2 separate regions of the Mus musculus genome follow, and region 1 is linked to region 2. Evidence: chromatin loops called from intact Hi-C (ENCODE). Cell type or tissue: heart. All regions are shown on one strand. Links, peaks and the distances in the headings refer to the core of each region. The heading gives the core; the rest is flanking DNA. Region 1 overlaps Patj (PATJ, crumbs cell polarity complex component). Region 2 has its middle 38 kb from the start of Usp1.

Region 1 (15,195 bases), core at 4,980-7,479, 340 kb before region 2:
CCTAAGCATCTGAGTTGGGCATAGGTGGCAGTTCTGGATACTTAGCCTTGAAGGAATGCTGACAGCACAGGCAGTCACCATGTCTTACAGAGGCGTTGGGAACTTGTTTCGTGATTTTATTTTGCAGTAGTTGAATCAGCTGTACCTTTGGGTAGAGGTTTAGGAAGTCACATTTCCCTTTGCTTGTAGAGTATGTACAGCTAAGCCTGGTTGCTATCAATGCAGTCTCTTCTGTGGGATATGGAAGTGGTTTGAAAAGTAACTAGTGACAGTGCCGTGCAGTTTGTACAAAATGCAGTCGCATGAGCATTTTCAAGGATGAGTTTTGTGCCCTTTGATATGTATATGCATGTTACATCTTTCTTAAGATATTTTTCTTACTTCAATATAGGAAAGTATTTTGATGTAAAAATTGAGAGTTGAAAGCAGGCTGTAGCACTCGTTAGCATATGACCTTAAGTGTGGCCTCTTCTCTAAGAGTGGTCAGTCAATACTTCATGTGCTGATAGTGAGGACTAGATGAAGGAAGAAATTTCAACAAGCCACATAGTGCATCTCTAAAAGGCTTTGCTATTCCTGTTGCTAATTATGATTACTAAGTTTACTTTGTTATTTTTATAAGTAGAATAAGTAGAAATGAAATATAAAAAAACTGAGTGTCAAATTGACTCCATGGAAGTTTGGTGTATACTGTGTCTCTATAGAGCCCTTTGTCTTGCTTTGTTTTCAGTAGTTAACAAAGCTTGATTGAGTGCAGTCTGCTGTGCAGAAATGTTATCAAGCTGTGAAGTGAAGAAACAGCTCCTTTTTCCTTGGTGCAGTTACCAGCATAGGTGGGGACACAGTGCTGCAGTGACAGATGAGGCTCCTCTTGTGGAGAGCCACTGGTGCAGGTACTGATGGGTGAGCTCACGTTTGTTCCCATACAGATGCTAACACTCCGATTACAATGCTCACTTTGCTTATCAACAAGGGACTGGATATCCTACAGTACTCTGCTTCATATGAGCAGAGAAACTGGAGCTCAGAGACGTTAAGGAGTGTGTCCGATATCATACAGCTAATAAATAGTAGGAATGGGGTTTGCACACCCGCGCTGTGAAGAGCCTCGCTGCTGCATAAAATGCCTACTGTCCAGACAAAGGTACAAAGTGGTGTGGACTTCTCTCTCACCACACTTCCATGCTGTAAGATATGAGGGACAGCATCCTCTTCCCCAAGTCATGTATGCCACACACCCACAGGCACATAGCCGTGAGAACAAGAGACACTGATTTACATTAAGTGTCGAAAGACTTGTCATTTCTCTTTACTACAGAAACTTCTATTTCGTGGTTTCTCCAGCAAATCCATTTCTCTAAGACTCTTCTCTCCATTCCTTTGTCTGTGATGTTTGTCATTCTCAGTGTTTACACCTCTCCCATCCTATGCACCACTGATTGCTCTGTTGATCTCCAGAAGTGCAGGATAGTCACACAGCATACCTGCAACCTAAGCCTCTGGCCTTCTGTGCTCTCTTTAGAATAGATCTCATAGGTTTTCTCTTTGTTCTGTAACTCTTACTAATTTAATTTATTATATGGCTCATCTCCCTAAACTAAAAGTCAATCAGGTTACTGTTTATCTCATTCTTACTGTCCCAGTAAAATATATTTCATTTATGAAATATCTTCAATAACTTTGCCCAGGTCTGTAGCTGCAAGTGTGTGTCTTCAGTTCACCTGATGGCAGTGCTGATTTATAAGAAAGTTCACAGACGTGACATACACAAGGCTGCAAAGCCCACTAGATGGCTTTATTGGTTGGTTAGTTCTGGACTTGGTGGAGGTAAGGTTTACTGAATCGATGCTATAGTGGGTGAATTCTGTCGAGATGTAGTGGGAAAGTGGCAGGGAATGTTCTTCTCGTTGGCTGACATTCGAATGAAGGAGAGATAGGACGAGCAATCAGCTCATTTGATAATAATTAGCATGGAGTAGAGTACAGTGGGAGTAAAAATTAAATAGAAAATAAGATACTAAAGGTAGTATGAGAAAAACCAGTGCATTGTATAAGACCATGTTAAGTAGAATGGTTCAGAGCCTAAGATAGGATCCTTGGGACAAGGATCTAGGCATGCGTAGCTCATGCAGTCTTCAGATAGTTGAAAAACACTGAGACTGTGCCATGTAGCAACATCTTAACTGTGTGAGTCAGCTGTCCATCCCTCTGAGAAAATGCTTGGGAAAGTCAACTTTTAAGAGGAAATGTTTTTTTTTTTTTTTTTTTTTTTTTTTCACTTAGCTTTAAAGGTCTGTGATCAGGTCACCAGAAAGCAAACTGAACAGTGTGGGACAGCCTTAGGTACCAAGACTGAAAACCATGGTTTGTCAGGGTTCCAGAAACACCAAGGACTTGGGTTGCTTACTGATTCCATAGTGACGTCTGGGTCTGTTTCTGGCCTTCACTTCTCTGTCTCCCACTCAGATTTGCTTTTGGCTGTGAGAAAGATGTCCTAATTTTTCCCACAGGCCTTTTAAATCCTTGCAACAAAATGAAATGCTAAGCCCTGCCCAAGGCTGACCCTGTAGTTTCTAGTCTCAGTTTTGGTTTAAGCCCCTACTGTCTCCTATCTCCCCTCCCCGACCTGAAACTGGTGTTTATTATTTTCCTTCATGACAAGTAAGACAGATGCATGTTTATTCCCTGCCCTCATTCTCCATCCCATAGTGTCTTAGTGAGGGTTACTGTTGCTGTGATGGAACACCACGACCAAAGGAACTTGGGGAGAAAGGAGTTATTTCAATCTCAGTTCTAACAACTCATCAGAAGCAGTGAGGGCGGGAAGCCATGCAGAGCAGGAACCTGGAAGCAGAGGCGGATGTAAAGGCCATGAGGGGTGCTGCTGACTCACGTGGTCTCCGTGGCTTGCCCAGGGTGGGTATTACCACGCCAGGACCACCAGCCCAGGGTTGGTAATACCCACAACAGGCTGGGGCCTCCCCCACTAAGTAAGAAAATATAGCCAAATCTTAAGGAGGCATTTTCTCAATTGAGGTTCCCTCCTCTCTGATGACTCTAGCTTGTGTCAGGTTGACATAAAACTAGCCAGTGAACATAGTTACAGCAACATGCTGGCAGGCCAAGGTTTGTTGAGGACAGAGTATGTAGCGTATTTCTTCTTGAAGCTTCGAATGCATTCCCATTAGATATTCAGAAGGCTGTTAGACCTCTTATTTCACTCCTTGTCACCTTTGGAAGCTGCACCTGATTCTTTAGCCCAGTAATATGGGCTAAAGCCCATGTCCTTTACCTACTGTTTTATAGCACTTAGCATAGTATAGCTTTCAGTGGAACTGTTAGATTAATATCTATCTGTCTTCCTTACTAAACTCTCTTATGTTCCAGGAGGTGAGTGGCTACAGAACCTATTTTTTGGTGGGTACATTGAATTTCAATAGTGGAGATGTGTGTGACGGAGGGTCTCTGACCCCAGTGGGACAGTAGGGCTGGCCGAGAGCTGTGTTGCTGCACAGGGGCCCTTTCCTGCTGGCTTCAGCATCTGTCCAGTGTCTGTGTACTCACTTTCACTTTTTAAAGATTACAATATAATTACATCATTCCTTCCTTCCCTTCATTGTCTTCTTTCCCTCTCAAAATCATCACCTCCTTTTTTATTGTTATTGTTACATATCTATGTAGGCATAAATATAAATATAGCCTTCTGAATCCAGTTAGTGTTGCTTGTATGAATACAATTTCAGGGTAACCAATTAGGGCTCTCAACTCTGAGGAAAGGTAACTCTCTCCCCCTCACAGTCCCTGTTCCCTTTGTCTCTGGGTATAGCCCTGCAGTGCCGTAGCATCTCGCCTAGCAGCCTGACTCTTTTCTGTGCTTGCTTACACCCACCTCACCCCAGCTGCTGGCTGGCAAGGGCAGCCTAGCTGCTAGAAACATACAATGAACTGCTCTTGGGCTGCTTCTTGTTACCTAGCTTTCAGAGCTATAAACGCAGCCCCATCCTATCCTGGTGGGAATTCTTCCCTTTCCTGATATGATCATTCCAGGATAGAATTGTCTTTGTGGTTTGCATTTTCATCTTGGTTTTCCCTTTCCTGGGTTGGTTATGGGCTATAATGTATTTATGTGGCTTCTCTAGTCTCTGCTTGGCACCAGTTATGTGTTATTTACTTGAATACTTACCTAGCACTGTATTACAGTTGTGAAACATACTGATAACCTCACATGGTGACCTGGTTTATGCAGATTATACAACCTAGATTATCAGACACTACAGCTTCATGCTGTGCCTCAATTCCTGTTTGTATTTTGTTGTTTCATTTTTGATTTGCTCTGTTTTGCTGAAATAGTCTTATTATGTAGGTCAGGCTGATCTTGAACTCCTGATTCTCTTGTCTCAGCCTCTTGAATGCTGGGCTTATGGAAATGAAGTTTATTAACAAAACTGTTACTGAGAGTTCAAATATTTTATAAGTGTAGAAGCGAAAACTGATAAAAACTTAGTGTACTAGAACTCAGATACACCATTGACACTCTGTAAGAGCTGTACAGCTGCCGCCTCTGTAGTTAATACTCGATGTGCCTTTGTTAAACTGGTCCCCAAAGGTTGCTTATCAGCAGTTAGTTGTTCCATATCAGATGTCCTCAAAAGTTCTTAATGTGCATATATAAAACCAAGTACATGCACTTTTGGTGTTTAAAAATAGTTTTGCAGGAAATTCTTCTGTTTTCATGCAGGGATGAAAAACTTGTCTCAGACAAACAAAATCCGTGTCAGGTTTGGAAGACTATCGGGGCATTTACTAGTGCCCTCATCCGAGGAAGCTAGCAGGACAGAGAGCTCAGTCCCCACACTCTTCCCAAAACATAAGGACAGAAACGGATGATGCAGTTGTCTGTCCCAACGATTGTAAATCTAAAATTCTTTTGGCTACCATATGCAGACATACCTTATGCATGTACACACACACACACACACACACACGCCCACCCCTTGTCAGTATTGTCCACTAAGAAAAGGTTATACATTTCCTAATGATAGAACAGTTAGAAAGCACAGGGGCACTGCAGTCAGAAGTGTAAAACAGCTAGGATAGCCAGCGGCTGCGCATTTGCCTCACACCTGGGCTTTGGATCACTAAAGCAGTCCAGAAAAGTAACATGGTTTTAATCCAGATCCTGAGTGAAATATACTGTTAGTTAATATGAGAACTTAAAATTCTTTTGACTTGTAAATGAAAGTTTGGAAATTGTGGAAGATAGAAGAGAGTAGAGAACTCTACCTTCCAGTGCCCATGCTGTGTAGAGCTGTGCCCTGTGCCACTGTCTTGACTGACTGACTGTTGTAGGGCTGTCTGCGTGGGAAGAGACACATCAACACCTCCAGTCTCCATGGGCTACATGTGGTTAGATGGCGCATGGCTTCCTGGAATGTTGAGGCTTGTTCTAAAATTGATACATTGTAATGAACATAAGCTACTTGGGAAGAAAGAGTGTGTTTGGCTTTTGGTTCCAGAGAAAGAGAGCAGATAACCAGAAGGAAAGCATGGGTTAATCCCAGGAAGCTGAGAACAGAGAGCGTGAACTAAAAGTCCAGTGTGGCCATAAACTCTCAAAGCCTGCCCTCAGTTCAAGGCTTCCTCTAGCAAGGGTTTGGTAACCTCCCCAGACAGCACCACTAACTGGGAACCAATACCTGAGCCTATGGGGGGCACTCCCCATTCAAACCACTGCAACTCTTTAAAGGTATTAAAATCACTGACTTCTGCATTTGTTATGTACAGTTGTAATTAACACAGATATTTAAATCATAACAAGGTATGAATTAAATACTATGCATGTAAGAGATAGATAACGTTGTAAACAGGTCTCCATTAAAGGAGTGGAAATCAAGTAGCATGCTGCTCCAGAGAACGGAAAGAAAGTCACTTGTCTTCTGTAAGGGTGTGTGTGTGTGTGTGTGTGTGTGTGTGCCGGGGGTGTGTGGTATTTCAGTGTTGCAAATCGCACCTGAGGCTTGTCAAATTCTGTGGCTGAGAATCCTGAGACCAAGAGTCATTAATTTGCCCCATATCACAAAACAGGGTGCTGATGAAGCAAAGGTAGACCCAGGTGTCACTTTTAAGCTCTGCACCCAGTGCTTACCTCCGTGAACAGAGGACAGAGGTCTTTTGTGCAGTCATATCCCCCATAGTGCCCTGTGCATTCAGGTAGATCTCTGCCTCACCAATAGATGTCAGTGTAGCCAACAGTACTTACTGACCAAGCATGGAGCTTGGAGAATGCTCACTCACTGCCAATAGCAGGCAGCATGAGTAGCACCCAGCTTTTGCTACATAAACCCTTTTTATTTTTGATAATGCAAAATATAAGAGTACTGGTTAAGATTAATTTTTTTAGTTTTATAGAATGGCTTTCCTTATGTCTTACATAGTTAATTGCCCTTTTATGGACTTGTCCTATTTATAATTAAGTGAAATAAGTAATGTTTATACCCTAGCTATATGATTAGAAGCTGGTAATACTGGTTTCCTCTTTTAGCTTTCTTGAACTGTGACCGTGTTTTAAGCTTCAGCCCTTGCTGTAGTTCAGGTGAATTTAACAGAAGTACACACTTTACAGTGGAATTGTTGAGCAGCTTTAAGCTACATTTAAATTGCCTTGTGTGTTCCTGACTCTTTCGCTGCTTGGCTTATGATGCAGTAATGATTGTTTTACCTATAGTTTATACAGAAAGGCTGGACAACACTGAAGTGACTGATAGATTTGGCTTGTAATGTAAAGGACAGACATCTTTGCACATTGCCATATGTGGGTTAGGTGTACTGAGCTGAGCTGGGCTGGGCTGGGCAAGGTGGGGCAGGTGAAGTGGGTTTAGCTTTTTTTTTTTTTTTTAAACAGTTTCTATGAATTACTTTTGTTCCCATTTAAGTTTTCATCCCAAAGCTGAATTGTATTTAAAGTGTCAGAGACACTAGTGAGTCATAACTAAGGCATTATAGTGGACTGATTGCTTTGTGGCAAACCTGATTTTGTGCTGGAAGCAATAAGGAAGAGAAATGTTGGTGACTCTTCTGAACTGGGGGCAAGCTTAAATCCATAGCTGCCTTTAATTTGCATGGGAAAGATGCTGTCCCCCGAAGCACTGCCTCTCAGCAGGAAAATGGGACATTAACATGTTATCAATAGAAGCTGGCCACAAAATAAATAGTTGTGTTTGTATTGCCGCCTGCTCTGAAATAGAGCTGTCTTTCCTGTGTGCACAGGGTGGCTGGTGTCACAGCCTGCAGCATGCAGTCCCTAAGTATGCAGGGTGACCGAGCGTCAGGGCCAGCAGCAGCCTGCAGCATCCAAGGATCTGACTGGAGAACCAGGGATTTTTGCCGGCAGACCTTGCAGGCAGCTCTCACCTACTGGCAGATGTGACTCTTAGCTTGAGGGAGAGATTGAAATGAGCTTCAGTGATTGTTTCCCATGGTAGGAACAGAATGGCAGGTTGCCCTTTAAAAGAATAAAATCGGAGGGAAAAAGAATAGAGGCCCAAGGTCGTGGGAAGAGAGGACAGAGTTGGAGAGAGTGGAGCTGCTTCCAGCATCTTCCTGTCAGGAATGCAGCAACCCTGAAGAGAGCAGTCCTGCAGCATGGTCCACGGGGGCTTCCCAGGTAAGGCTTCCGCTGCTGACGAGAGCTGCAGGTCTTGCTACATGCAGTCAAATGCTGCTTTAATGTTGGTGCAGAGTAGCATGCCGTTTAATGATCTAAACAGGAGTAAGCTAAGGCATCTCTCTGAAGTGAGAGGGTAGGGGCTCTTGGGCATGAGCAAGGTGGACGCATGCTGGAATCCTCACAGCACCTTTAGCTGGAGGCAGCCTTAGAGGGCTTTTAGAAAATACGGCACTTTATCAGACTGTCAAGAATGCGTTAGGAGTTTCTGCACCCAAATCTTTAACACCCCGTGCATGCAGCATGCTTGCCTTTCACCGTGATGATTGAGAAGCGCATCTCCTGGGCATTTATTAGCATTATTTGTGGCTTCACTGTGATGAAAGGAGAAAGGTATTTACATTAGAATGAAGGAATTCTGATTAATTCTAAAGCTGAGAAATCAGCATTTTGGATGTAGGTGAAAGCAGTGTATCACTAAGGAATCGGAGCAGCACACAGAAAGCTGCTTTTCCTAACCTGTAAATAGTCCCTAAAAGAGTATTTGATCATTGGGACTGGCTCTCAGTCTCCACCATCTGAGCCTGCACCTTTGAGTCGTTAGGTTGGGGGGCTCAGCTTCTGCAAGCATCACCAGCCACTTCCTTGTTAAACATATGCTCTGAAAATTACTGCTCAGTTGACAGTAGGAGACTCTCAGTAGTAAGAGCATCTGTGTGACTTTTAAAATGTTGATATGTTAGAACCAGAGCTCCTTCTTTTCTGGTTAAAATGTACAATATTTAGAACCAATAAGAGTCTTCATGAGTCCCTTTATCTACGGGTCAGTTTACTCAGAGTCTGATGCAGCGTGACTTTCTTTTCATTTTCAGTAGAATGACTCAAATTAGGTTTTCTCCTGCACTTACAGGACACATGGAGCAGTCTCAATTTAGGCAAGCACACCTTACTCCTGGCTCTTCTTTCACGATAACTGAGTACAAACTTGCTCTTTTCTGTAACATCACTTCTGGGCATTTTAATGAAGGTCCTGCATAACCTATTATCCAATCTGTACATTTAGTTTCCAGGAAATATCTGAACTGTTAAACATGTGTGTCACACATTCCCCAGAGGGATGACGGCCTTCATTGGATTTGTTTCTCTTATGCAGTTGGAATTGCTTTCTGATAGCTGTCATTGTCAAATGATTGTTTGACAATCTTGTCAAACTTGCATTGACAAGAAACTATGGGGATGACCAAGAACCTGGTGGATCGGCCTGCTTCACTCCAGACTCCTTAAGTCGTTGGTTCAGTGTGTTTGTATTTTAGTTCTCATGTTTTGGGGTTTGTTTGTTTGTTTGTTTGTTTGAAATCAATCCAAATTATAAGTACATTTAAATCTCCTCACTGCCATGAAGTTGCCATTGTTTATGCTTCAAAGCCATGGTAAGAGTCTCAGTTTCTGGAAACTGCATTGCATGGATGCGTTCATTAGGAATTTTCATATTCTTTGCATTTAATCACAATAATATATGAACTCAGTTTTAGAACTGAGACCAACTATAAATGTGAGCTGTCATGGAGCATGTGTGTGCTGCATGTAATATATCCAAATCCTTCTACTCAGGGTTAACTACTCAAGATCTTATAGCAAATAGCTTCAATATTAAAAAAAAAATCTTCTGTCTTTTTACATCTTATCTACCTACCTACTTGTGTACCTATGTATGTACATATGTCTATTGTGCATATGTGTGTGTGTGTGCCTTCATTAGTTTATACGTACCATGTACCTACAACTACCCATGGAGCATAGATCTAGAGTCTTAAGAGGTTGTGAGTTACCTGATTTAGGTCTAGGAACCAAACCTGGGTCCTCTGCAAGAGCAGTAAGCACTCTCTCCAGCCCCTAATTCCAAAGTATGTCTAATGTCATAGTCACATACTGTGTCCATTGTTTATGCCCTCAGTTAATATTAGTTTTCATGGAGTGGGCAGGTTGTTGGTATCTTAAACAGACATAAGCATGACAGACTCTATTATGATCCTGTCTAAATTAGAGTCCCTGTGAGCCAGACTGTGTGAAAAGTGTGCATGCTTATCAGTGCAGCATTTGGAAGAGTCTTGTGATTTTGAGAGCAGGCTGGGCTATACATTGAGACAGAGAAGCTGGACATGGGGGCATTTGAGGAGGAAAGAAGGGAAGGGAGGGAAAGAGAGAACAACAGAGGGAACTGAAAGTCCATTAAGAGCCAAGAAGCGCTGCATCTGTGGCCAGTGGGACAGAAAGGAGAGAAACTGAACCAAGAAGGGTGCTCTCACCCTGTATCCTGAGACAAGCTAAAGCGATTTCTGAACTGGAGATTAGAGTTGTAGCTCACCCAGTGAGCCTGTGTGTTAGAACACTGCAATATAATTCCTAGTTTTCCTTTCTCCCCTTTCAAAAGGTTTTCTGTATACTTTGCTAAGTGCTTCATATGCTTTATTTTCTTTATAGTTTCTCACGTAAATTTATAAATTACTGGTCTTAATTTATAGGTAAAACATCCATGAAAAGCATTCATGGCATTCTTCAGCACTTTACATTTAAATATTGAAGGTTCCCATTCAAGGTAGTAAGACTGAATTGGGAAAATTACAGCAATGGAGGCATGCCATGAGCTGATGGGTGTGCTTCGCTGTGTGAGGCTCAGAGCAGCACCAGCCAGACCTCCCTCTCAGCGCCAGCAAATGTCTCTCCCTTCACGGAAAAATTAGTGCGCTTAGGGAAGAGGTAGCAAGTCTCCTGATGTTAGCTGCATGGAAATGGGTAAGTTGGTGGCTTCGTGAACATTTAGGCAAAAGTTGGAAAGCTTGTACTTCGAGTCATTTCTTATTTCCATGCTTTGTTGTCATTAGTATTTTATTCATGGTGTCTTGGATCTCATTTGGCTCTTAGCTCAGTAGTTCTTATGTCTTCTTCGGGTGCTCAGTATCCTATAGTATCTGCTACCGTGAATCTTAACAAATCCAGTACAGATGTGGGTGTATCCTGGGAGTGGGAGCCATCACAATTTCAGAAGCAACAATCTTATAATTTACAAAAATAAACGGGAGATTGGCATCTGATGGCTATAACTGGAACACTAAGATGCTTCTTCGTTTCTTTTTTTTCTTTTGGTTTTGTTTTTCAAGACAGGGTTTCTTTGTGTAGCCCTGGCTGTACTGGAACACACTCTGTAGAACAGACTGGCCTCAAAAGCAAAGATGCACCCACCTCTGCCTCCCTGAATCCTGGGACTAATGGTGTGAACCACCACCACCGCCAGGCTCATTTTGGTTTTGATACAGTGTCTCGCTGTGTAGCCCATGCCAGCCTGGAACTTACTATTTAGCCCAGGTGGAATTTGTAGCACTCCCTCTCACAAGTGGGAATTTCAGACATGAAAACCAGACTTGGAAAAGTTTTGATATGTCTATAAAAGAATGCCTGTCTTCTGTGTCAGTTGCGACTGTTACTCTGGCGTGTAGAGCTGCTGAAATCTCCTTTTCATGTTCATTGCTTTCCTTCCTCAGTGTCAGGTGCTGTGTTGTATGTTTAATAACTTGTAAGTTATTTAGTCCCTTGTTTTGATTGTTCTTTAACAAGTGACATTGTAGCAGGTAGATAATCTGGATTGCATAGCAACAGAACCTGTTCTTAAGTTTAATTACCACTTCCCTTGTGAGCAAAGTGTCTGTGGCTTGCAGCGGTAGTCTGAGATTAGTTCTCTAGGTTTTGCTTTTCCCAGTAGTAAGAGTTGAATTTGTCTTTAGTCTCCCTGTATGCATTTTATGCATTTTTAAATTCTAAATCAGAAGTTCCAGAATCTATCAATGAACAGAATAGTTCTCAAAGGGTGGCCCATCACCCTCCATAGGCAGTGGGACATTTCACTTCTGTTTTATGAAGTTTCATGAAGGCAAAGTCAAAACATGGAGGAAGCTAAGTAGCTCGCTAGCCCAGGAACAGATACCAGGTAAGGAGAACAAGAAAGTGTGACCACCTGCAGACTGTGGGTGAGATTAGCACAGATAATCCACAGATGTGGGGCCCAGCATTGTAAAAAGAGAGTGAATTCCAGGAGGGAAGTAGGGCCACTATCAGACATGCTTGGGAGTGTTTCTTTACACAATCACCAGCAATCCAAGTTCAGAATTGCTATGGTTTTCACTTTACATATGAGACACTCTAGTAAGGCTCATCAAAGCAGCCCTAAGTTCTTAACTGCTACTGGCAGAGCTGGGTTTGGGTCCAAATCCAAACCCCAACACCAAGGTCTTCTTCCTTGGCTTTGTTGATGAAGCTGAGCACTCAAGTTTCAGACCTAGAGATTTAGGGGATCAGATAGCTCTAGCTCCCCCGAAGCTCTCAGAATTTCACTCTTGAGAGGCTGGACACAGGCCTTCCCCATATGCAGGTGCCCTTCGAACCAGGCAGCGGGTCTTTGTCCTGTGAGCACCTCCATGCCTGACTATGGGTGGTGCTAGTCCTGTAGAATTCCACTAACGTTTGAACCAAGATGACATTCCTGGGTGGGTAAAATATAGTCAGTGACCCATCCCCAACATCTGAAGGTGACAGTCCTAGATTAGTTAGTTGTATGCGTTCAATGTCAAGTTGATGCTTTGGGGACCTGGTTCCAATTAAGTGCCTGTCTTCTGAGGGAGATAGCTGTCAATACTGTCTCACCAGGCAGGAAAAGCTTGGCTGTAATAGCTTCAGGCAACTTTTTGTTAGAGAGAGAGAGAGGGAGAGAGAGAGAGAGGGAGAGAAAGAGAAAGAGAAAGAGAAAGAGAGAAAGAAAGAGAGAAGAATCCATGGCTTAGGTTGAGACACAGGCCTGTCCTCGAGAACATATTTTTGAGCCATTCTCTTAGTCCCTCCCAGCCTCCTGAGTTCCTCATATCTAGGAGAGACTATGGAAGTACTACATGAGATAGATTTATTTGAGGCGACTGTAGCTCAGTTATCATTATACATTGGAGTTAAGAATTGCCCCTGAAAGATGTTAGGTTGGTGTCAAACAGCTGTTTCTTGGCCTGCTTTGCCCTTGACTGCGTTGCTCACGTCTTCCTCGGAGGTCCAGCCCCTCTTAGTCTTTTCTTGGGACGATAGCAGTTGCTCACAGGCGCATGAGATCCTATCCTGGTTCCTCCTGTCAGCTGCCTTCAACATGGGATCAGATTAAAGCTGTTGTATCTTTGTGTCTGAAAAAATATTGTAAAAAAATACGTTAAAGCCCAAAGCACAGTCGTAAATGCTTTACAGCCATGCGCAGCACCAGCTCCTGAGCTGACGTCTTCTGCTGCAGGTTTGACAGTCTTTGGTATCTGTTTTGTGTCATTGTCAGAGTCCCTGCTGCCAGGTGTTCAGAACTTTTTTTTTTTTTTTGCTAGACTTTTCAGGTATGTGGGAGAAATGTCTCCTCTCTGGAGGAGCTCTTAGGCGCAGCTTCTGGGCTCCTTCCTGACTCGCTTGTTGTTTAGATAAATGCAGATCTAGGTCACAACAGAATCTGAAGTACAGTTTCACAGCTGGACTTCATAAAATAGGCACTCTCTTATTGTAGAAAGGATATATATAATTTACCATTTAGGTTAGCTGCTTATTTTGGAGGGGAGTGGATATGAGGGTATAAATGAGCGCGTGTTCATGGGTAGAGATCAAAGAGCCACCTTGCAAAGCTGTTTTTCTCCTTTCACAGTCGGGTCCAAGGATTGAAGTAAGTTTATCAGGTTAGGTCACAAGCAATTTACCCCTGAGCCATCTTGAAGGCCCAAGGGGTCAACTGTTTACTCTGGTATAAAAAAGCAGCTGACTTATTTCATTCCGTACATTGTTGGCAGGGTTTGTAGATATTGTAGTATACAACAGAATTTTCTCCTTGCTACAAGGTGCATGGTATTTCAGTGTGTGTATACATCCCATTTAGTTATCCAGTCATTCATTGGTAGACAGTTGGGCTGCTTCCATCTCTTGACAGTGTGACAGGCCCTGCTCTGATTAAAGCTATGGATCTCTTCGAGACCTGCTTTTGGATCTTTTGGATGTACATGGCTAGTGCTCAATCGCGTGGCAGTGAGACATGTAAGTTTTTTGAGGCACTGCCTTACTGATTCCACAGCAGTTGCACCATTTACCACTAACAGCCACGCATGCACAAGGACCCAGCTGGGCGTTCTCTCAGCGCCTGGTTCTCACAGCAGCCATTCACATGAAATGATAATTGACTGAGGTTTCCATCCTCATTCTGTCCTGCTCAGAGATGCTGAGCACGGTCTCATGTACATCCTGGCAGTTGTGTATTATCTTGGAGTGGTGTCTTTTCATGCCCTTTGCCCATTTTAAAAGTGAGTTGTTTCATTTTGTTGATGAATTACAAGTTTTTCAGTGTATATTCAAGATACAAACGACTTGTCAAGTATATTCTTCATTCAGTTTATGGCTTTTTAGTCAGTTGATAAGTGAAAATACCATCCCAATTTGTCTATCTTTACTTTTGGCATCATGTTCAAGAAATCATTCCCAAATCCAGGTCATGAAACTTTGCCTATTTCCTTCTAAAAAATACCACAATTGTGGGACTAGATCTTGTTTACCTGACTCTGTTTTTAAATCACCTTTAGACCCATAGTAAAATTCCCAGTTCCCCTTCCCCTTATTCTCCCCTGCCCAGCAGGATCCTCTGCTAGAGCATATTTGTTGTCATAGATGAACTGCTCGGATGCATGCTCATTGTACCACCCTGTAGTTTGTATTAGAAGTCACTCTCACCCTTGCATGTTCATGACACGTTCACATGACCTCTTGACAGGTTCAGTGGACTCCTGAGCGCTTCTGCCGGAGAAATACCCACAGGCCAGTGCCACAGGCCGAAAGGATCTCTACAGCACCCACCCATTCCCTTTGTCCCTGTTAGGGGGTTAATTTTTAATTAAGAACTTTGACTATTCAAAAGATATGTCGTTTTATATTCATCAAAGTATAAATTTAAAAAGGATTATCTCATCTTCTTTCTGTCAGTCTTTGTTAACAAAAGCCTGAGAACCATAAATGATCCTTAGGGAAACTGCCAGCTCTCCCCCTCCACTTCAAACACAATAAACTTTATTCTTACATAAGTGTTTGGACCATTTTATGAAGCCTGTGAGTTAAAGCAGGCAAGATTATTATTTCCATTTAACCCATGACCAAACTGAGACTGGACTAGTGATCTGATCTCCCACAATTTCTTGTCTGGACAGTAGAGTCAGGTTCTGAACCCATCAGTAGTTCCTCATCACAGCTCTCTAGCAACCACTGCACGCCCTCAGAACCCGGTGACTATGCCAGTTCCTGGGCACCAAGAAGGAGATCATGCCGGTGGCTGCTTTCTTCACCTGAGGTCTCTCTATGTGCTATTTACTTCAGAATTGCTGGTGCTCAGACTCAAGGCTCTGTGTATGTACAACTGAACTATACTCTCAGCTCTGGGAAAAACCCCATAGGAACTCAGAGGCCGTGGGATGAAATTAGTAAATACAAGT
Region 2 (15,195 bases), core at 7,517-10,016:
AGTGTACCTGCTGTCCCTTATCCACACCAGCAGGGTAAGCGCTCCAGTACTGCTCCTAATGCTGCCAAAAGAGGAGGCAGGGTCAACTCTCCTGCTCTCATGCCCTTGGGTCCAGCTCATCCGCACCCAAACCTCCAGAGCCAGAACCATTGTGCTGCCCAGGCAAGGTGCAGGGCCTGCTCTCCAGAGTGCTGAAGTTGGTGATGGTCAGGGACAGTTCTTTCATATCATTGACCTCAGGGTGGACTCTCCCAACTGCCTCAGTTGGTAAGGGGCAGAGAGCAACCCTCCCAGGCCACCTCACACAAAGGAGTAGCTAGGCCAGCTCTCCCTTGCTCACATCTTTTGGGCTGGATCATCTGTACCACCCCTCAACAGGGCCTGATGTGCTTTTCTGTCCAGATGAGGTTCAGGGCCTGCTTTTCCAAGTATTGTAGATGGTGAGGGCCAGAGATAGCTCTCCTGTGCTCATGGCCCTATGGGCAGCTTTCACAACTGCTGGAGGTAGAGAGGGGCAAGGGGGAATGACTGCCGTACCTTCGCCACCCCATGGCAGATGACATGGTAGGGACAGTTTTTCCATGCTCATACCCTGGGGGGCCGGATCGCACCCCCCTCCCTAGACCAGATCAACTGTGCTGTTTGGGTGAGATGCAGGGCACAGGTTATCAAGAGGTTGAGCTAGCTCTCCAGAGTACCACAGCCAGTGAGACACAGGCTAGTTCTGTTTACCCCTTGGGAATTCATATGATCCTCAGGGGCTACCCCGACCAGGGATGTCCCCATTTTCACTAGTGGCAGTGTGAGCCACAGATACCAACCCCTGCGGACATGGCCTGCAGCAGCAGCTTGGGTTGGGACCTCCACCATGACCTCAGTGCTCACAGCAGCTCACAACAGGCTCCTTCTTTCTACCCTCAAGTCTCCAGTTCCATCTCTCTTCATAAAGCGCAAACTGTTCCACTTCTCTCTCTTCCCTCTGACCACCACATGCTCAGATTTGTGGTGGCTCCTACTGCTAGGTAACTGTCATTACTTAATTTCCAAACTCTTAGACTTAGTTGTAAACCTAGTAAAATGTTCCAACACTAAGGCTGGGTTGTAGTCCAGCATTAGAGTACTTGCATAGTGTGTGTGTATGTGTGTGTGTGTGTGTGTGTGTGTGTGTGTGTGTGTGTTCGCGAGCACGTGTGTGTGCATGTCTGACTTCATTCAGTCAGCGTCACTGAGGGTAAAAAAAATCAAATGTATGAATCAATGTAGAAATTTTACTCTTTCCTTGGTACCCTCCCCACCCCACCCCATCTGTTTCTCTTTGGCCTTGTTTTCTTCTAGGCTAACTGAGCAGTAACTCTGGTACTGGACTTAGCTTTACTTTTAGAATGCAGTAATAAATGTCTGAGAATTTTCCTAAAACAAATTGCTTTAAAGGGTGTGTCAGCTCAGATCTTCATTTTTCCCCCCTTGGGAGACTTCACAGGCTCAGTTCACACAGGGAATTGTCTGACACAGTGTATTTACCAGTTCCTGATGGATAGTTGGACATTTTTCACTGGTAGTTGGTTATGGCTAGAAGAATTTCAAATAAGCAGGAGGTAAATGCTCATTGGCACAGAAGTTGCTTTTTGTTTGTTTTGGTTTGGTTTTCTAGACAGGGTCTCTCTGTGTAGCCCTGGCTGTCCTGGAACTCACTCTGTAGACCAGGCTGGCCTCGAACTCAGAAATCTGCCTGCCTCTGCCTCCCAAGTGCTGGGATTACAGGCATGCGCCACCATTGCCAAGCTTTTTATTTTTATTATTTTTTGTTGTTTTTTTTGTCTTTTAAGATTTATTTCCACCTGTAGGAATGCTTTACCCAGATGTATTATGTGCAGCAAGTGCATGCCTGGGGTCAAAAGAAGCCATCAAAGTCCAACTTCAACTGGAATTGGAGTTAATGACTGTTATGAGCCACCATGTAGTTATAAGCTGGGAATAGAACTCAGGTCTTCTGCAACAGCAGCAAATGTTTTTGAACCACTGAGACATCTCTCCAGCCCCTGAGAAGATGCTTTTATTGCTGTCCTGGTGCCTTAGTCAGGGTTTCTATTCCTGCACAAACATCATGATCATGAAGCAAGTTGGGGAGGAAAGGGTTTATTCAGCTTACACTTCCATACTGCTGTTCATCACCAAAGGAAGTCAGGACTGGAACTCAAGCAGGCCAGGAAGCAGGAGCTGATGCAGAGGCCATGGAGGAATGTTCCTTACTGGCTTGCTTCCTCTGGCTTGCTCAGCTTACTTTTTTATAGAACCCAAGACTACCAGACCAGGGATGACACCACCCACAAGAGGCCCTTGATCACTAATGGAAAAAAAATGCCTTACAGCTGGATCTCATGGAGGCATTTCCTCACCTGAAGCTCCTTTCTCTTTGATAACTCCAGCCTCTGTCAAGATGCCACACAAAACCAGCCAGTACACCTGCTGATATCCATAGCCCTTACTTTACAAGCCTTACAGTAATCTCTGCTCACTCACCACAAAGGGGACGAGAAGGGTGGGTGCTTTTGCCCAGAAAGTTCCAGCAACTGTATCTTAAGATCAAATAAACAAATGGGGACTCTGGATTTAAAATGATGCCATACTTTTCCCATTCTTTCTGTTGCAGGATATTTGATTGCACAGTGAACCCCAAGATTGTGTTATTTACTGGAAAAAAACCTATTTCTGGTTATGGTGTAGCTCAGCCCTAGCAGTCACATTTAATCTAAAAGCTTACTGCTGATTGTAAACAGGATTAAATGAAGTCCACCGTAGGTCAATAGGCAGAGCAAGCAACCAGCTGATAGGGACTGGACATAGGAAAAAACCATAGAGAGTAAGAAGTTAGGAGATGCACAGGAAGCAGAAGAGAGGAACATTCATTTTGAGGAGTTTTTGAGACTTTGTGGAGAACTTCCTTCTGGAACATTGGTGAAGATATGTTCAAAGCCCAGAGACTTAAAAGCTTTGTGCCAGGGCACAGAGAGAAAAGAAATGTAAGGTTTACAGGACACCTGGGGTTTGAGCATATAGCCATTGCATATAGTGTTGGGTTTCCAATAAGGACAGTTTCTTCTAAGTATATTGTGTATATTGAATATATTCACCCCCTCCATTCCCCTCCTTAGTTTTTCCTTCCTCCTCTCCTCCACTAGTCTCTTTCACCATTTTCCTCTCTGCTCTACTGTAATATACATATCTATGTATATAATATTTATACATAAAAACATGTAGTATTCACTTTTCTGTTTGACTTATTTCACTATGGTCTCGCACTGCAGAAATATATATTCACATAGTTCGTATATACAATAATATAATTTACTTCTCCTTTTAGACTGAATAAGACTTGGTCATGATTATGGACCACATTTTCTTTATTGGTTCATCTATTGATGAACACCTAGGATGATCCATAACCCGGCTACTATGAACAGCACCTCAATAAACATGGTGATCACTGCTTGTATTGACTTACAGTCTTTGAGAGATAGAGACCAAAGGGATACAGCTGTCGCATGGTAGTAAGAGTAAGCGTGTCCACTTCCCCACATCCTCACCACATTCATTGTTTGTTTTTCTAATGGGAGTCATTCTGGCTGCGGGAGATGAAGTCTCAGTGTGGTTTTAATTTGTGTTTCCCAAATGTCTAAGGACACCAAACATTTTTTTCATATGTCTATTGGTCATCTGTACTTCATGTTTAAGAGGTGTTTGTTCACTTCATTAGCCCATTTATTGCTTGGGTTGTTCAGTTGGTTAGGGTTTGCTTGTTTGTTTTTGGTGTTTAGTTCTTTGAGTTTTTTTTTTTCCTTTCACAATTTCATACCTATGTATCTTGGTCATATTTCTCCCCTGCATTATTCTCTCTTATCCCTCTAGCCCTTCCTGCAAGTCCTTTCTTCCCAGGCTCCCCCCCTCCCCCAATACTTTTCTTCCCCTTCCTTCCCTCCCTGAATGACACAGAGACTTTTTTTTTTCTTTTTTTCAAGACAGGGTTTCTCTGTGTAGCCCTGGCTGTCCTGGAACTCACTCTGTAGACCAGGCTGGCCTCAAACTCAGAAATCCGCCTGCTTCTGCTTCCAAGTGCTGGGATTACAGGCGTGTGCCACCACTGCCTGGTGACACAGAAATATTTATTGAGCAAGAGCAACCGACCACCAGTGGCTACACCAGTATATAGCTCCTCCCAGAGGGGTGGGGCCTGATGAGGCCCTCCCCCTCCTGATGGAATGTTGATGGGCCCCATCTTTTACAGGTCCTGTGCAGCTAGCCACAACTACTGTGAGTTCATGGTTGCAAACATGGTGTCATGTGCAGAATATAATATTTCACAGTATTTTCCCCACCTCCTTTGTTGATCCCCCACCCTTTACTTTGTGTTCCCTGAACCTCAGAGGAAGGGAAGTGACAAAGATTTCATGGTTGGTGATGAGCACTCAATAGTCACGTAATCTCAGTAGTTTGACAGGCTACGAGCCTTTGCATTGACTGTTGCCCACCGCAGACAGGAGCTTCTTCCGTTGTTTCTGACAGTAGCAATAGTCAGGAAAATTGGCGTACCCTTCCTTCCTTCCTTCCTTCCTTCCTTCCTTCCTTCCTTCCTTCCTTCCTTCCTTTCTCTCTCTCTCTCTCTCTCTCTCTCTCTCTCTCTCTCTTCTCCTCTTCCTCCTTCTTTTTGGTATTTTTTTCTTATTCTAATTTTGGAATCCATATAATTCTGACTTTGTACAGAGTTTGGTGTGCCCTTCCCAGCCTTGAGCAGGTTGAGCAGACCTTGCTTGCTTGACACAATGAGCTTTACGACCTAGGTGGGGTCATACACCTTGGCTGCACGTGCAGCTTCCTACAGGAACTTAGAATAGACTGCCCCGCCGACCGACATTGCTTTGCAATGTAATCCCGCTGAAACAAAGGATGGGTCTGTGGGCTCTCGCTATAAATGAAGTGCTGAATATTAAAGCCTCGATCAGAGCCTTTATCTTGGCTTCATTCTTCTCTCCCCGCCTCCCACCTCTTTCATTTCCAGCCCCCTTTCAGGTAAACCCAGTTCTCCACGGCCACTGGACGGCTACAGTTTGGCAATGTCTCTTCTGCTTTATGCAACAATTTGGAAGTATTAGCATTCTTCTTTAAGCATCTAGTAAAATTCAGCTGTGAATTGGCCTGAACTTTCTATTAATTAGTTGAAGGCTTATTATGTCTCCAGCCTCATTGCTTGCTATGTATTGGATTGATTTAAATTACTTATAGCTTGTTTAACTTTAACAAATAACATGTACCTGGAACTTTACTACTTCTTCTAGATTCTTCAGCTGATCAGAATACAGGGTTTCAAAGTACCTCCTTGTTAGGAGTAACAGTCGCTGGATTCCATTGTGTCTGTTGTACTATCTCCTCTTACATATTTAATTTTATTAACTTGGATCATTTTTCTCCTTCATTTGGATGGTTTGGCTAGGGGTTAGCCAATCTCATTTATGTTTTTGAAAAATTAACTCTTCATTATTTGTATTTTCCTTTTTGCTTCCATTTTATTACACTCTGTCATGATAGTTATTAATTTCCATCTATTGATTATGAGTTTGTCTTATTTGCATATTCATGTTCCATGCATAGATGACTCAAACTGTAGTGACCTTTTGGTGATTTCCTTAAACAATACATACTAGCCTTTTTAAATTCTAATTTCGCTTTAAAGTTTATTTTGTCACGTATCAGACTTGCTACTCTTCCTGCTTTTTTAGTAGCATTATATACTTTTTCATATTCTCACCCCAAAACTTATGTTGGGTTTCTTGTCAGTGAGTTGTATTTCGCATCCCACCCCCACTCCCCAGCACAGGGTTTCTCTGTGTAGCCATGGCTGTCCTGATCTCCCTCTGTAGATCAGGCTAGCTTCAAACGTGCCTGCCATTGCCTCCTGAGTGCTGAGATTAAAGACATGTGCCACCAATACAGGGCTCTTTTTTTAAAAATTTTTTTCTGTGCGTTGTTGTCCCATAAAGCTGGAGTTATAAATAGTTGTGAGCTGCCACGTGGGTGCTGGGAATTAAACCTCTGTCCTCTGGAAGAACAGCCAGTGAGTGTTCTTAATTGCTAAGCCCTGGGTTGTATTTCTTATAGATAACAATAGGCAGATCCAATGTTTAAATCTAGTCTGCTGATCTGTGCTTTTTGATTGGACAATTGAGATCAGTAATGTTCCATTATAGGCTAAGACTGTAGGTACTTGTGTAGCACGCATGAACCCATGCTAAACTGTTCTCTGCACTAAAAAGAAGCAAAGAAACGCTTTCAGCGTTATCCTTGAAGGTCGTCCGTTCGTTTCTGTTTGTTGTTTGTGTGCTGTGTGGCTCTCTTCTCCTTCCCAGTCTCCTGCTCTAGTGTGGTTTGTTCCTCCTGGGGCCTCATGGATGTGTTTGCTTTGGCGATGAGGATTCCGTCCTTTGAGCAGTTTTTCTACTGCTGGCTACTGATCCTGAGAATTCCTTTAGCTTTCCTTTCCTCTTCAATTATGAGAAACTGGATACTGTCCTCTTGGTTGGAGGTGGTTTTGAGTTTAAAATACATTGTCTCATTGAATTTCCACTGAGAAGTTTGTTATTCTCACAGGTTTGTCCTCCTATGTGACTCTGTGTCTCTCTTACTTTTTGGTATACTTGCTTTTTCTATATATTTAGTGTTTTGAAAAGGTCAGCTAGCTGGGCAGTGATGGCGCACGCCTTTAATCCCAGCACTTGGGAGGCAGAGGCAGGCGGATTTCTGAGTTCGAGGCCAGCCTGGTCTACAGCGTGAGTTCCAGGACAGCTAGGGGAACACAAGGAAACCCTGTCTCGAAAAACAAAACAAAAAAAGAAAAAAAGAAAAGAGAAGAGGAGAGAGAAGAGAGGAGGGAGAGGGAGAGGGAGAGGGAGAGGGAGAGGGAGAGGGAGAGGGAGAGGGAGAGGGAGAGGGAGAGGGAGAGGGAGAGGGAGAGGGAGAGGGAGAGGGAGAGGGAGAGGGAGAGGGAGAGGGAGAGGGAGAGGGAGAGGGAGAGGGAGAGGGAGAGGGAGAAGAGGAGAGGAGAGGAGAGGAGAAGAGAAAAAAAAGGTCAGCTTAGGAACTTTGGGAAGGTCCTGAAACACTTGCCCCTCCCAGGTTAAAGAGTGCACTGTTTCACCAATCACATTGTGCCTAGTTGCTGATGCGCTATTCTGCCCCTGGAAACCATATAAAAACTTGCCAAATGGGTGCTGGGGGTCACTGCCTCTCCTTTGGGTCTGGGAAGACCCCAGTGCACTGGGACAATAAATTCCTCTTGCTTTTTGCATCAATCCTGGCTCCACGTGGTTTACTCAGGGGGTCCCCAGGGAGCTCAGGCTCCCCAGAGTCTTACAGTTTCAATTATAATATGACATAGTGAAGTTTTTTTTCCTGATCTTGTTGAATTGGTGTGCTAAATGTCTCCTATGTTTGAATGGGCATTTTTTTCTCCCATAGATGGGACTTTTTAAAACAAAAATTATTATTTATTTTATGTATATGAGTGCATTGTAGCCTTCTTCAGACACACCAGGGCATCCCATTACAGATGGTTGTGAGCCACCATGTGGTTGCTGGAATTGAACTCAGGACCTCTGGAAGAGCAGTCAGTGAGGCTGAGACAGGGAGACCCCAAACTCCCTATCCTAGGTTCTTTGGGAAACCCCATCAGATAGAAGAAAAAATGAAGTAGAAAAAAACAAAAACAAAAACCCAAAGCTGGTCCACTAATCTGACGTTCCATATCTTGAGGAATACAAGGGAAGGAAGGACAGAGCTTTGCAGCAGTTCGTGGTCTCTCTTGTGTGATGGCGCCACCCACCTGGGAGGTTTTTCAAAGAGACGTGCTGTGCAGGGTTTAGGCACATGTGCAAAACTGGTGCCTGTGTGGCCCACTCCAGACTACAGCTCAGTCCAGATTTTTGTCTCACTGAATGCTGAGGGGTCTGGCTCAGTTTCCCCCAATTATCTACAGGTTTTCTGCAGACCAGATTTCAGTGTACCATCATGCAGACAAAAAGAAAAGACCTTTTGCTTTTTCTGGTTTCAAAGCAACTGGCTCTGCAGGTATCTTTTTAAAGTGGCTTCTTGGCCTTGGTCAGAAAGAGAAGGTTTTCCCTAGGCTCTGTCCCCTCTGTCACCTATGTGGCTTTTCTCTGCTACTCTCTTCTGTTTCTGGGTATATAACCCATACTGGCCTGGAATTGGCCATGTAGTCAAGGGTGACCTCCAACTTCTGATCCCCCTCCTTCTATCTGGTGAAATTAGAGCATGCACCCCCAGCTCAGTTAAGGAGTTTAGGATTGAAACCCAGGTTTTTGTGGATGCTAGGCAAACACGCTACCAACTGAGCGACAACCTCTCTCTCTTTAAGCCGCGAACAGACTCCATCTCACTGGGAGAAGAGAATGCACTCCCCAGGTAGGGCTCTGGAATGGCGTTTGGACTATCCTTTAGCTTTTAATTTTACGTTGTTGCTGAAACTAGTGTCTTCTGCCATATCTACCTCGGAGCTTAGCTGCAGTCCCCTGTCTTCAGTTTCCTCTCTGGCATTTTTATCCTTTGATATTTTCAGGTCACTCTTCCCATGGCTGAGGACCAGTCAGTGCTATGATATGAGCGCCACCTACTGTTCATGGGCACAAAATATATTTCATGGCCCTGCTGCAGTCCTCTTGAATTGTTTCATCGCATTCTTTGTTGAAGACATCCTTCCCCTGAATTAAACTTATTTTTTACCTTAATTTTCTTCAGCCGGGCGTTGTGGCACACGCCCTTAATCCCAGCACTCGGGAAGCAGAGGCAGGCGGATTTCTGAGTTCGAGGCCAGCCTGGTCTACAAAGTGAGTTCCAGGACAGCCAGGGCTATACAGAGAAACCCTGTCTCAAAAAACCAAAACCAAAACAACAACAACAAAATTTTTTTCTTCAATTTCCAGGTGGCCTTTAAATACCCAATTAATTTATCAAATACTTCTGTATATTCTCTTTTCTTAACTCAGAAGCCCTGATTATTTTAGTTACTCAAGTCTAACTATTTAAATTATTAATGTAAAAGGTTTTACATATTTAAAGAGCCTGTGATCTAGAATACTTAAAAAGAAATGGATTCAAACTTTATTGATTATTTGTGCCAGGCACCAAATATCATGGAAACATTTTTAAAAAACTCAGTATAGAGCAAACAATATAATAATAAAATAAAATATAAGTGTCTTACATGTAGGAAAATTGGAGGGGGGGTCCTCTGTGAGGTCCTGAAGGTGACTTGAGCTCCAGAGTCAGAATAGGGAAGAGCCTAATCATTTTAGTGTGCATGCTGCCGCCGCATACACAAGGACAAATCACACAGGGTTCTTTTCCTAAACAAGCCTACAGCCTTGTACAGTGAGTGGATAGACAGGCAAAATTTTTTATTCCTATCTTTCTCTATCTAAATCCGGGGCTGGGGGGCGGAATGAGTGAATTTTCAGCGGAGCTGCAAACATTCAGGGACCCCAAAAGTCAAGGATGTAAGAGAGTAAACAGTCGGGGAGATGAACTGAGAGAAGTTGGAGGACAGTGGGGGGTGGGGGGGGGGTAAGCTGAAGACACCCGCCCATCCAGGGAAGCGGAGGACGGGGCACATCCCTCCTGTAGTAAATGCCAGTGTGAATAGAAGTGACAACACCACAGGGAATAAGAACTGGGTCAGTCCCAGGGCAATGGCATGGTGTGGGGAGCTCTCCCTACCAGTAAGAGGAAGTGTGAACTACAAAAGGTGGGACCCGCGGTTTAAGACAGAGAGGTTCACCAGGCAGTGGTGGCGCATGCCTTTAATCCCAGCACTTGGGAGGTAGAGGCAGGCGGATTTCTGAGTTCAAGGCCAGCCTGGTCTACAGAGTGAGTTCCATGACAGCCAGGGCTACATAGAGAAACCCTGTCTCTTTTGGAAAAAAACAGAAAGGTAAGGGTTTGGGGGGCAGTCAGGCAGACCAAAGGGGACAGGAGAGAGACTGGAAAAGCCCTGCTTCTGGGTACTTGCAAGCCCTGGGCACTATTTTTGAAAGATCTCTACTAACTTGGCAGCTTAGGGAGCCTATTGCATGAACTACACTGGTGACCCAAGCTTATAAAGAACTGCACAAGAGTGTGGCAGGTATCTGAGGTATGGGAAGAAATATCAAGTCCACACTGGACTGAGTAAGTGCTCTGGACTACATTGATACCCCCCAGTTCATTCATCTCTCCCTTCATAATTACTCCTTGTTTGTCTTTAGTACCCAATGTCAGTTTGACAGGCCAGCTCTGCCTTATGCCTTACCACTCCCCTCTTGCAGAGAGCCCAAGTCTGGTTCCCAGCACCTACATCATGGCTCACCACAGCCTGTAACTACAGCTTTAGGGGATCCAATGCCCTCTCTGACCTCAGCAAACACCAGGCACACATGTGGTTCAGAAGCATACATGGACTCATGCATGTAAAACGAAAATGAATAAGTCTTAAGAAGAAAGAAAGAGCTGTGGTGGTTTGAATATGCTTGGCCCATGGGAAGCAGCATTATTAGGAGATGTGGCCTTGTTGGAATAGGTGTGGCCTTACTGGAGGAAGTATGACACTTTGTAGTTGGGCTTTGAGGCCTCCTAGTGTTCAAGTTCCACTCAGTGCAGAAGAGAGTCTCCTTGTGCCTGCCTTCGGGTCAAGATGTAGAACCCTTGGCTCCTTCCCTAGCACTGTGTCTGCCTGGATGCTGCCATACTTTCTGCCATGATAATAATGGACTAAACCTCTTAAACTGTAAGCCAGCCCCAATTAGTTTTTGTTTGTTTGTTTGTTTATTGGTTTGTTTGTTTTTTGGTTTTTCAAGATAGGGTTTCTCTGTGTAGCCTTGGCTGTCCTGGGACTCACTCTGTAGACCAGGCTGGCCTTGAACTCAGAAATCCGCTGCCTCTGCCTCCCAAGTGCTGGGATTAAAGGCATGTGCCACCACTGCCCGGCTAAGCCAGCTGCAATTGAATGTTGTCCTTTATAAGAGTTGCTTTGGGCCGGGCGTGGGCATGGTGGCTCACGCCTTTAATCCCAGCACTCGGGAGGCAGAGGCAGGCAGATTTCTGAGTTCGAGGCCAGCCTGGTCTACAAAGTGAGCTCCAGGACAGCCAGGGCTACACAGAGAAACCCTGTCTTGAAAAACCAAAAATAATAAATAAATAAATAAATAAATAAATAAATAAATAAATAAAACAGGATCCAGCTATTTGTTGCCTCCAAAACATGGATCTGACAGATTCAACATTAGAGTGATTGGTTGGAAAATGGTGTTCCAAGCAAATGCAACTAGGAATCAAATAGGAGGAGTTGTTCTACTTCTGACACAATAGACTTCAAACCAAACTTAATCATATGTTGTTACTGCTTTATTTGGTGTTGTGAACCTGGGGGCATAGAGCCTAAAAATGAGGTGACTTCTGACATCTCCCCCAACCCTTCCTTTTTTTCAGTGCAGTTTATCCAGAGTGGTTTTGATTAGAGATGCTGTTGGTAAATCTAATTGTCAATGGATGCACATGTATCCTATAAGTTAGCAAATTATAAAGACACTGGATTATATTAGCCCAGTAAAAGCCTTATACATTATACTCTGCCACCTGGAATGAGGGGCCATTCCTTTAGTACTTAGCTATCCCTTCAGCTATACCTTGAAAGAAACGTCTGGGAAGCAATGTGAAAATGGATCGAAAACTTCCTGCTGTAACCGTTTATCATCAAAACTTAAATTCCCTCACAAATCTTGTGAATGATATTTAATCTGTTCCCTTGTTTAATTTTGCTGATTAAATTCTGTGGTGCTAAGACAGCAAGTAGAATTTCAACCACATCTCACAGACATTTGTTTCTGCATAATTATGACCTGATTCCTCCTTCCAGTTGACTGTCTGTTGTAACTCTATCTGATTCTAACAGCTCATCAATGTTTGTCTGTGATATCCGTAAATTATGGGAATCTTGTTGTCATTTTTGTTCAATGTCATGAATTTGTATCGATATACGTAGTGCTATACTAACCACAGTAGCAGTTGTTGCAATAGTGATTATTCCTATGATGACAACAATAAACCATTCAATAAAATATTTTGTCCTTTTCAGTAATGTATCAAGAACATGTATCATACCCAGCCACAGCCCTTCTTCCCATGGCCTGCTTGGATTTATAGGTGACAATAGTTCTGTCCTAGACTTTTTAATAAAATAATAGACTATAAGGACTTCTTGAAGGGAACATTATTGACATTATTGACACATAATTTACAATTAAGACAATCACACTATTCAAAGTAAGATTAAATGCTTTTTCAGCATCTAATGAAATGATCATGTGATTTTTTTTTTCTTTCAGTTTGTTTATATGAACCATCCCTGCTTCCTGGGTTTTTATGTGTTCCTGGATTCGGTTTGTGGGTATTTTATTGACTATTTTGGCATCATGTTTATAAGAGAAATAAGTCTGATTTTCTCTTTCTTTGTTGAGTTTTGCTGTGGTTTAGGTATCATTGACTTCATAGAAGTGACTTCATAGATGGAATTTGGCCATGTTCCTTCTGTTTCTATTTTATGGAATAGTTTGAGGGATGTTGGTATTAACTCTTCTTTGAAAGTCTGGTAAAAATCTGCACTAAAACCATCTGGTCCTGGCTTTTTTTGGTTGGGAGACTTTTAATGACTGCTTCCATTTCTGTACAGGTTATATGCTATTTACATAGTTTACCTGATCTTGATTGAACCTTGGTAAGTGGTATCTGTCTAGAAAATTGTCCGTTTTGTTAAGATTTTCTAATTTTGTGGAGTATAGGCTTTTTAAGTAAGACCCAATGATTCTTTGAATTTCCTCAGTGTCTGTTGTTATGTCTCCCTTTTCATTTCTGATTCTGTTTATTTGGATACTGTCCTCCTGTCTTTTGGTTAGTTTGGATAAGGCTTTATCTATCTTGTTGACAAAGAACCAGCTCTTGGTTTTGTTGATTCTTTATATTGTTTTCTTTGTTTCAAACTGAATGATTTCAGCCATGATATTTATAGTATTAGAGAGATCAGGGATACAAGACACATACCTAAACATAACCAAAGCAATATATAGCAAGCCAATAGCCAACATCAAGCTAACTGTAGAGAAACTTAAAGCAATTCCACTAAAATCAGGGACAAGACAAGGCTGCCCACTCTCTACCTATCTATTCAATATAGTATTTGAATATTGCTTCTATTCAGAGCAATAAGACAACTAAAGGAGATCTTGGGGATATAAATTGGAAATCAAGAAGTCAAAGTATTGCTATTTAGAGATGATATGATATACATAAGCAACCCCATATTAACAGTTGACATCAGGTCCTCTCCTGATTCACTAATTGAGCAAGAAAACAAATGTAAATGCTTGGTATCTTATGCCCTTATGGTGTAAAAAGGTCATTCCAAAGGCTTATGCTCTTGTACTACACTTGAAGGAGACAATGTAGTGTGGAAAAGAAGTAGTAAGGTTAAAGGCAGTGAAGGATCCACATGATACACAAATGCCTTTTAGCCTGGATTCACATAGATGCAGTTCTTCCTTGAGTAGCAGCTCCTAATGAAAGAATAGATTGATTACAATCTGAAGCTGGCACAATGTTACTGGTTTTGGATGGAAACCCTTTAATTCTGTGCATTCACTTGATGTAAGGGCAACTTACATTGCTTGTTTAATCTCCTACAGTCTCGGCAACAGACAACTCACTGAGCCAACCTTTAGAGCAGCATTTTATCAGCAATCCCCATAGCTGGTCCTGGTTTTCCTCCTAGGCAGGTTTTCTCTCTGTTATCTAGAGACAGAGGTGCCAGAAATTCAGTATCACAGTGATGTTTTAATAGGATTTGAATAATTTTTTTTATTTACCTTTTATTTTTAAGGCATAGAAATTCAGTTGCGGGAGCACACTAAGCCTTTGTTTTCCTTTTTTCTCTCTCTTTCATCTCTCTCTTTTATTTCTGCCTCCAAGCTGCTCGTGTCCCACCCATTCCAACTTCCTGTTTACTAGACTCTACCCTCGGGCGTTACTCCAGATGTTTATTTATGTGATACCATTTCTACATTTGCCACCTACCTGCCGCAGCACCTTCTCTGAGCTAGGTCGGTTTCCATTCTCAATGAATCTCTATCCTTCATGTGCTAGTTTATACATGAAGTCAGTTAAGCCCCAGTCTTCCTTAGTTATACCCATTTTGGGTAAGGATGTGTAAAGCAGGGTCCCAAAGCTGCCCATTATGACTGAAAGACCGATTCTTACTTAGTCCACCCAATAAACTGTCTGTCATCTGAATATAAATAAACAGCAGAGTCAGTTAAAATATTCACCCAAACCCTGCACGTTCCTGTCTTGGCAACCAAGAAATATGAGCTGGCTGTGGAGTCCATTCTGCATGCCTTGCCACGATGTTTCCAGCAGATTTTTTTTTTAAATGTGGCCATATTGGCCAAAATTGAAACACTTAGCTGACATCTGTCTTTAAACAGCATAGGCTCCTAAAGCAAAGAATTTTTCTCTGTGCTTGTAGGTCCCCACATTTATACATAACTTTAGAAAGTCTATAACACTCTCTGTCTCTCTCTGAGTCTTGATTAATCCTTGGCATTGTTTTCATTGGCATTATCAAAATCCAATTATTTTAACAATAAGTCTTCAATTTGTTCCCCCTTGTACTTGTTTTTCAGTAGCATCTCTGAGTCTCCCCCATGAGATCAGCATAAGGCTCAAAGGAACCTTGTACACTTTTTATTTAACAAGAAACAGCATCGTTGTAGGCTTTCAGATTTTTATCCCATACTTCTTTATCTAAAGTTTCCACTCTTGGAGACCAAGGTTTATGATCACAAACAACTTGCAAGCTTGAATCTAATGCGATTTTGATACTTGAGCTCCTCCTTTCTTAAAGAAACGATGTTCAGGCTTGACATAGGGAAGTCTTTCACTGGTTCCTGTGTCCTTATGCTCACTCGCCTCCTTCTTTTATCTTCTAGTCAACTTCAAATCCCTGTTTGGGCTCCACTTGTTACTTGGTGGTGTGAATCTGGGAAAGTGGAGCCTAAAAACGAGGCAGACTAAATTCTCATGCAAGGACCTTCTTTATTCAAGGTT

What was found. A loop is a pair of places that touch in the nucleus more often than their neighbours do. Peaks named below come from ENCODE experiments on the same cell type or tissue, not always from the same donor. Only the 100,000 strongest peaks of a DNase experiment are listed, where the experiment ranks them.
Region 1: it touches region 2 in a loop (4-fold over the local background); 2 of 42 quality-filtered maps call a loop at or near these places.

The regions. Positions count from the first base shown.
Region 1 is chr4:98,539,342-98,554,536 of GRCm38, forward strand. The region is part of intron 27 of Patj (PATJ, crumbs cell polarity complex component); the gene reads left to right. Among named protein-coding and RNA genes, the nearest start is that of Gm40210, 33 kb to the right of the region's middle. In heart, for the core only: a CTCF peak has its summit at 6,238; no DNase peak of the experiment used is centred there.
Region 2 is chr4:98,878,685-98,893,879 of GRCm38, forward strand. No RefSeq gene overlaps it. Among named protein-coding and RNA genes, the nearest start is that of Usp1, 38 kb to the right of the region's middle. In heart, for the core only: a CTCF peak has its summit at 8,670 (motif pointing left); no DNase peak of the experiment used is centred there.